3 separate regions of the Homo sapiens genome follow, and all the other regions are linked to region 1. Evidence: chromatin contacts called from ENCODE Hi-C data. All regions are on one chromosome and are shown on one strand. Each heading gives the region's core, a stretch centred on a gene start or an enhancer-like site at or near the end of the contact. The rest is flanking DNA. Distances are from core to core; before and after follow the strand shown.

Region 1 (2,813 bases), core at 167-2,666:
CCAAGCAACCAACCACCTGCCAGATCCAACTGAGGCCTCTACACATTATCAACTCTGCTCAACTGAAATTACAGATCATGAATAAAGTGGTTTTACCTGTATCTTATGCCTCTTGAAACTTTCCAGTCATTTCTAGAAAGACGTCTTCAGAAATCTTTGCTGTGAAAATAATGGGAAACAAGGCTATTTAAGCCCTTAAACTGTGCATCCACTTAAACTCAGCAACACTCCTAGAAAGGCACTGAAAACAAATTATTGTGAGTTTAAACCTTCTAGACTTCCTTAGACGCAGGATCAGCTTGGCTTGCATGTGCTGGGGAAGACAGCACTGGGGCAGACAGGAGGGAGGAGCTGTGCAACCACCCACCCACGAACAGAGGGGAAGGGCAGCCCAGCCCGTTACCTGGTGCTAGAGATGAGCCCCAGGACCCGACCAGGTGTACTTTCTTGCACAATAAGCCATTCCAGTTAGCAGAGTCTGTGAACCAAAAAAGTACTATCTAATTGTCTATTAGCTCCAGATATGTATCCTTTAAAATTCATCTTCATGAGGCAAAGAAGGAAAAAGCAGAAACACATATGGCATAATTACAAGCACTAAAGAGCTGTTCATCTTCCTTTATTTTTGGATGGCTGGTTTTCAGCCAAACAGAACGGTGTCCACCGTGGTGTGGCAAGGTTCCATAGCATGGCTGTCACTCCTTTGCAGTGTGGGAGATCAGTCTCAAGACAGGGATCGTGGGGTGCAGTAGCAGCACCAACAATTAGATCAAGAGAATCAGAATCGCAAAACCAGAGCCACGTGCAGGACTGCAGACGCTCAGGAGCCGACGCTGATCCCTCCATGATTCTATTAACACAGGAGCCACGTAATTGTTAAACCTTGGAATCAGACTCCAGCATATTCTGTGGTGAGGAGGGTTTCTTTTTTGTTTGCCTTTTGCTTTCAGAGCTTATATGATCACGGCTCTTTTTTTGAAGCCAGCTGGGAAGGAGGCGGCTCTCCCTCCTCTACAGGAGCCCCCGTCCCTCCCACCCAGGCCCCTCACTGGACGGCTCCCTCCTCTACAGACGCCCTGTACACCCCTCCCCAGGAAGCAGAACCTTAGACACGGCCATCCAGGCACACAACATCCGGTCCCCCCACCCCTCGGGGCCGACACATCCTCTGAACCCTGAGCAGGCACCTGAGGTTAGCAAATGAACCGCGAGGGCAGTGATCAGAAACGATCACGATTCATCAGGCCCCACCGTAGTGGAGCTTCCAGAGACTGATACTGGGGTCTTCCCTCCAGCAGTGGATGGCTCTTACGGCCAATTTTATAAGCAAAAGTAGGTTCACATGAGCAGCTATGAGAATCCTGGAAAAGGCCACATCCACCCAGGACCTGACACCGACATTTCCTGTTGAAACTCCTGGGGCAGGGCTGAGCATTTGGGCACAACTGCTGGACAAGCAAAGAGGGAAAGTCCACGCTACTGTGGGCACCTGCAAAGTGCCACATCACTTGTTTCCACGAGGCCTTCCTGTCACACGGGAGGGAGAGGGGACAGTGGCCGCCCAGAGACTGTGCCAAAAAACAGTTGAAGGCAACAAAGGCAGAGATTCATACATAAATAAGAGGCTTAGGTAAATAATGTGAATATCACGGATTTTAAAACTAAAAAACTGGCCAGGCACTGTGGCTCACGCCTGTAATCCCAACACTTTAGGAGGCCGAGGCGGGTGGATCACTTGAGGTCAGGAGTTCAAGACCAGCTTGACCAACAAGGCAAAACCCCGTCTCTATCAAAAAAAAATACAAAAATTAGCTGGGTGTGGTGGTGCGCACCTGTCATCCCAGCTACTTGGGAGGCTGAGGCAGGAGAATCGCTTGAACTCAGGAGGTGGAGGTTGGAGTGAGCCAAGATCGCGCCATTGCACTCTGACCTGGGTGACAGAAAAAGACTCCGTCTCAAAAAAAACAAAAAAACACCTGAAAAACTTCTATTTTTTAGAAATGAAATAAGCCTTTGTCACTTTAATAAAGACCCAGAACTGCTCATCCTGTGGTTTAAGACACGTATCATATTCACGGTAATTTTGTGGCATCCAACAACAAATGTCAGCAGGTCTGGGTTCTCATCTCAATTGCCTCCAACAACTCCACCTGAACACCAGCATCCTTGTGTCCTGCCTCCCAGCTGGGGGTTCATATCTAGCCTCCAAAAACAGCTGCCAGCCCCAAGGTTCCTGAGTGGGAACACACTTCCTTTCTTAGTGAATTGCCCAGGCCCCAACCCCGCGTTGCCTTCACCCTACACATACACGGTTTGTTTCTTCTTTCTCAGCGTGCAACCCCACAGTTATGAGTTACCTGGCTTAAAAATGCAAACCCACACTTCTCATGTAATTACTCATCATGCTGTTTTAACTCATATCTCCCAACTCCTGACAGCACAGGTAAAAAGAATCCAATGGCCTGTTCATCAAAAAGCAATGAAATTAATTAGGAGAGAGAAGCATTTCCCTCTCATGGCCTTCACATCCTCTCCTGGTGCACCCCCTCTAGTGCAGGAGAGTGTGGGGCTCCAACGCCCAGGCCTTGCGAACAGGTATTTAGTGGTCGCTGATGGCAGAAGGACAGAGCCACTGGCAGCGCCTTCATCTGGCCTCCATCCTGCAGACATGACCTCGCCTTCTGGGCGTACTCCCTAAGCAGGGACCTGGTGTTCTTCAGCACACAGAGAAGACAAGTGGGATGAAGCAAGAGCAAGGGGCTCTGCAATCAGAGGAACCTGGGTTCCAGTCCTGGCTTCTCCAAGTTGTGTGT
Region 2 (2,813 bases), core at 85-2,584, 1.8 Mb after region 1:
CCACATACCAGAGACTACAAACACATGGTGGGGAGTGGAGTGTCCTGGCAGCCCTGTGACTCCGGCTCCCCTGTCTTTCCACAGTTTGGGGCTGAGAGCCAATGAAGTTTCCTTTCGTCTAAGCTACTTTGGTTGACTTTCTGCCATCACAATACAGTCTTCGTGCACCCAGTATTTCAGACTGCACTCAACTGCTAAGATTCAAACTTCAACAAAATGCAGAATTTTAGTTGTTTACCTTTTTAGTTACATGGACTCAAAAACAAGCATCACCATAACTTTCCACTGTGTGTGACAATATAAGAGTCATATCTTTGTGGCTCCAAAAATGTTTAAAAAAGCAACTAGTATATTCAATATTTAGCTCATAAGAGCTAAGCACTGTAAAATACGTCTGACATCTTCAACATCAAACTAGAATAAAGGTAAAATTAAAATAGGGTAGAAGAGTGTTCATGCATGATCCAATCTCACATGAAACCCTAGTCCTAAAAAAAAGGCAACTCCCAAATAGGTGTCTTGATTTCACCCAGTGGCTTTAAAATAGTTCTTAATCATGTATGCATTAAGAAGCCAAAACTCATTGTTATTTCTGAAGCACATTATTTTGAAATTCTGTTTAAATCTTCCATATTTGTATGATGAAAGTTATGTCACAAAGTTAATCATTCCCAGGATGCTTGCAGTAGGGGTAATGAAAAACTTCTTGTGCAAGCGGCCATTAATCAGCAGTGTAACATTGCATAACGTGCTCCAAAGCACGTGTCATGGGATCAGAGTACACAGCTGCATAATGCAGGCCAGTGTCTGTGCCTCCTGCTGACCTTTTCCAATGCAGAACTCGAACCATGTGATGCATGCTTCTTGCCAAGTCACTTATTGCCAATGATTAAGTTGGATGATATGGAGAAACATAAATTTCTTTCTTTCTTTTTTTTTTTTGGAGTTCTAAAAGGAAGACTCTTTGAAGTCCCTGGCTTCTGGCACAGTGTTGTTGCTGGCTTGGTTATATTACTCTTGATCATTATAAAAACTCTCCATTAAAACTGATATCAAATATTTTGCTCAAGTGGTTCCTGGCATTTGCATTAGAAACAATAGACATACCCCCACAAGAAGAGTATTTTATATGTAAGCAACGCAAAAAGTCAAAGACGCTAGAAGCCAAAGACATACATATATCAAATCCCAATCCATCACGTTTGATGTTCTTGAGCAATACTGTTAGCGAGAAACTATTACTTAATCTTGCTAGTATTATCCAAAGAGAACACTTGCGAAATACTTAAGACAAACATGCTGTAATTATTACATGAATAAAGAGCTTGTGTAGCATAAACTGTTTTTGTAACATCAACACAAATTCTGTTGGAGCAGGCTAATAATTAGCCGTGGTAACAACAATGGCCACTGTGTTTGAGAAGCTCTGAGAGGTAACAGTGCTGCCGGAGGTGAGATGACTCACGCGTTATCTTCTACCCTCAAAGTAGCCTTGGTGTAGAGGGACTGTTTTCAATAATATCTTAACCTAGAAAGTCTTCTGAAATTTCACCAAGGGCTAATTATACATTCTAGTACCAACTAGAATATATCTGGTTCCCTAACATATATTGGAAATTAAATTTCATCTTCATTTTACTTTTTTTTTTTAAGGAAAGGACTCTTCGATTTGATTACTAGCAAACTCTTACTGTACATGAAATCCTGTTCAAGGTCTGAAAGCTCAAATTAATAAATGATTTTGTCATCATAATCTAAATGTCTAACAGTGGAACATGAATTTAACAGTGTGGAAGAAAAGTTGTCCTAAAACATAAGACATCTATATGTGCTGGGATTTCAATACTTTTTATTTTTACTACTTGAATGCTGCATTTATGCATTGCTTTGCTTTGGTTTATGGCTGTTAGTTTAGCAACTAAGGGCTGAATGAACAGATCCCTCACAGATCATCCAACCTCATGACCAGGCAAGGGGAGCCTCAGCTGGAGCAGCCTATTTCTGTTTCCTGGGTCTAGACTCAGAGCAGACATTTAAAAGACAATACAGCAGTAAATCCTCTCCTACCTTGACTACAACTAAACCTGACATTTGGGAAGTGAGGTATAGTCAATAGTTTGGGCTGTAATAATAATTCAATAAATATCAGTTTTGATGTACCAGAAGTCAGAAAGCTACCTTGTACACCTTGCCAGTAACAGCCCATGGTATACCTGGTTGCATTAGAATCAGCTGGGGAGGGGGAAGGGATGTCAGTGGGAATAGTGCAGTGAGAACCTCCAGAAAATCTGCTCCTCCATATAAACAATGAGAACATCGCCAAAGATTGTAAAAAAAAAATTGTCAAAACTTTTTCAGAACCCCAGAAATTAGCCAAAAGCTTGCAACAACCTGAGAAGCATTCATTCACGAAAAGTGGCTGAATCTCAGTAAGAACAAGCTTTGTGGCATTTTATTTGTTTTGTTATTGTTGTTGTTTTTTGAGGTGGAGTTTCATTTTTGTTGCCCAGGCTGGAGTGCAATGGCATGATCTCGGCTCACTGCAACCTCCGCCTCCTGGGTTCAAGCAATTCTCCTGTCTCAGCCTCCTGAGTAGCTGTGATTACAGGCGCCCACCACTACACCCAGCTAATTTCTGGTATTTTTAGTAGAAATGGGGTTTCACCATGTTGGCCAGGCTGGTCTCAAACTCCTGACCTCAGGTGATCCGCCTGCCTCGGCATCCCAAAGTACTGGGATTATAGGCCTAAGCCACCACACCGAGCCACTTTGTGGAATTTTAACTTGCCCTATTCCACTCCCTCTTCCCAGAG
Region 3 (2,813 bases), core at 201-2,700, 1.4 Mb after region 1:
GATGCTCTAGAGCTCATGAGATTTGCTCTTGCTGACACTGAGAAGCAGGAAGGAGTAGGAATGGAGAGTGCAGACTTTGAAATCCGCCCATCCGGGGCTGCTTCCCTGCTCTGCTCTCATAGCTCTGTGATCTTGCGCAAGTTCCGTAGCACCTCTGGGTGAGTTTTCCCATCTGTAAAACGGGGATGATGATAATACCTGTAGGGCTGTTGTGAGGACATAACACAGTCATACAGATAAAGCACTTAAAAAGCACCCAGCCCTTAAGCGCTCAAACATTTGTATTCTACATCTTTTGTCAATTGCCTTTGTTTAGAAATGCTCTGGCATGTTGGGTGCTCAAAAGATGTTGACAGTAATTTATTCACTACGACACACCAAGAATTAATGAAATATTGCTAAGAAAATAAAAACTAGTGTTCATCACATCCTGCGATGTGATGTCTCTTCAGAGAACCAGGCGAGGGTATGTGGCCAATGAACAGCCAATGAAGTCACTGTCAGAGTGGCTTTGTCACCCAAGGAGCCCCTACTAGTTTATTAGGGCAATCTGACTTTCAGATCTGAATCCTAGCAGTGTATGGATATAAAAGATACCAAGTCTAAAAATAATAATTATAAAGATCTTAAAAACAACCTGTGACACTCACAAATCCGTTTGACTGGTAATTTTTGAGACATTGGACCATATCTAATACTTGGCAACAGGGCACCACTGTGCTATCATGAAGCATCATCATCAGTTCCAGCGAAGGTGAAATGGTTTCTATTATAGGCATGTTAATAACTTCTATTAATAGAGGCGAGGAAAAGCACAAAACCTTTATCTCTTCTTTTCATGCATGGAATAAAATGAGAACTCTATATTACAAAAAAAAAAAAAAAGATTCCCTTTCTAATGCCATCCAAGGAACAATATTCTAAGTGTGCCTACTGAGACAGGATTTCATCTGAATCTATTGCTATGTATTCTCCAACATCCCCTCCAAGAAGATTAGACCATTTCCAGCTGAGACTGGTTTTTGCTAGCAGTGGTTAGATTTTCACAGTTCCCAGCCCAGGGGAAGGGAGGGTGCCTCCCTGAGACTACATTGCCCTCTGCTGCCCATCCAAGGCCAAGTCAGGTAGGGAAGGCCTCTGGGGAATTACATTTTAAAAAAATAAAGTTTATGAAAATTATACATGAGATTTGCATAAAAGGTGAAGTGAGGTTGTTACAGTTGCAAAGTCTCTCACTCTCCAGGGGCAAAATCAGGAGGTCAGAAGTGCACTTGGAACTATCGGGATGGTGAGGGTCACATAGGAAGTGTGGGTTTGGAGTCAGGCTCACGTTGTGCTGGTACTAGCTGTGCCATCTTGGGCAAGTTGTCAACCCCTCTAAGCATCAGTTTCTCATATGTGAGATGCGATAATCCCTGGGGCCACTTATCCAAAGATTAAAGAATAAAATGCACATCAAGTTGTAAGCAGAGTATGTGACACTTCGTGTTCTAACAAATGTTGGTTATTATTGCTCCAACTTCCTCCTTGCAGATGCAGAAACTGAAAACTCTCAGGACTTGACATAGGGACCCAAAGTCACATGTCTGCCTAGGGATGAGGAGGGGAGTCATCCCAGGCCAAACCTCCCACTGTCCCCAAGGCATCCTGGGCTTTCATGAGCATCTTTAGCTCCATCCCCCAGTCACAACCCATCTCAGTGGACATGTGTCCTGGACACTGCGCCTGGCCTACCCCACTGCCCCACACAAGGAAACATTCCCTGTGGGCTGGGCCTAACGCTTTGCTCACATTTGCCCCCTACAGAGCAGTTCACCTGGAGGGTAGCACAGGTGCTATTCCCAAAAGGCCATGTGAAGCTAGTGCAACTGTCAAAGTGAGGAGGAAATTCCATAGGCCATGAGCAGCTGGGCTGGGGCGGTAGGCTCGAGGGCAGGGGCTATTAATGACTGAACCATAGAAAAGTCCATTTGTCCATTTTTCTATTCATTCACTCCCAAGTATTTTTTGAGCAGCACATGCTAAGCAAGTCTTCTCAGCACTCACATCGAAGAAAAGAGGTGGCCCTGGTCTGCAACACCCTTGGGCACCTGGTAGGAGGCCTGGTTCCCCTTTTATGTGGTTTGTCACACTCTCAGGACTGTGACCAAAACCAAATGAGGGCATTCCCATTAGATCCTGCTGAGGGAGCAGTGCCTCCAGTAAACAAGCTTGAGCAGGTGTGGTTCATATTAACTGAGAACCTCATGCCACCAAACAACACATGTGCTAGCAAGGGTTGCCCACACGTTGCCTCAACACCAGCGCTTGTCCTTCCTGTGTCCTTCCTTCTGGACAGCCACACAGCACTAGGGCCATTGTGCAAGAATCATTCAAATCGCCACCACTAATGGGTTTGGATTGAAATTCCAGAAATAATCCCAGCTTCACTACTTACTACCGGTATTCCTTCAATGGAGTGATTAATCTTTCCTGTCTCCAAATTCTCATTGGATCATGCGAGTGACAATACTTATTTTGCAAAATTTTTGTAAGAATTAAAGACAGAAAATATAAAGCCCCTGGTTGCCTACACAAAGTGGACACTGAGGAAATAGGAGCCATTGTTACTATTTCACACCTAAACGAAATACACGTATGGACAGAGTATATGTATAAATTCACATACACATATTGATGCATATAAAAATATGCATGCCAATTTCTGTTGCTGTATATAAAATATATAGTATTATACTGGAAAAGCGCAAAGAACATACACTGTAGAGATTATAAAAACTAAATATGTTTATCTTGCCAAATACAACGTTTGA

The links. Hi-C counts contacts between places; a loop is a spot of excess contacts on that map. Pooled maps may share reads with other maps.
Region 2: a loop to region 1 is called in a pooled map, with 3 times the contacts of the local background. The contact joins two enhancer-like sites. A Hi-C loop is called at or near these places in 2 of 50 pooled maps.
Region 3: a map with no recorded cell type shows a loop between it and region 1 (2.3-fold over the local background). The contact joins two enhancer-like sites. A Hi-C loop is called at or near these places in 3 of 37 single-sample maps with no recorded cell type and 2 of 50 pooled maps.

Annotation. Positions count from the first base shown.
Region 1 is chr9:89,417,960-89,420,772 of GRCh38, forward strand. All of the region lies in intron 2 of SEMA4D (semaphorin 4D), which reads right to left. Among named protein-coding and RNA genes, the nearest start is that of SEMA4D, 79 kb to the right of the region's middle. RefSeq lists an enhancer at 2,631-2,780. Within about 2 kb of position 1,417, at least 7 of the 41 ENCODE cell types and tissues checked have a DNase peak (open chromatin) inside an H3K27ac peak, as active enhancers do.
Region 2 is chr9:91,196,642-91,199,454 of GRCh38, forward strand. It overlaps LOC124902208 (a long non-coding RNA gene), which reads left to right. Exons shown (of 2, transcript XR_007061660.1): 2 at 1-1,753. Among named protein-coding and RNA genes, the nearest start is that of LINC02937, 35 kb to the left of the region's middle. Within about 2 kb of position 1,335, at least 25 of the 41 ENCODE cell types and tissues checked have a DNase peak (open chromatin) inside an H3K27ac peak, as active enhancers do.
Region 3 is chr9:90,772,706-90,775,518 of GRCh38, forward strand. No RefSeq gene overlaps it. Among named protein-coding and RNA genes, the nearest start is that of SYK, 28 kb to the right of the region's middle. RefSeq lists an enhancer at 2,002-2,061. Within about 2 kb of position 1,451, at least 4 of the 41 ENCODE cell types and tissues checked have a DNase peak (open chromatin) inside an H3K27ac peak, as active enhancers do.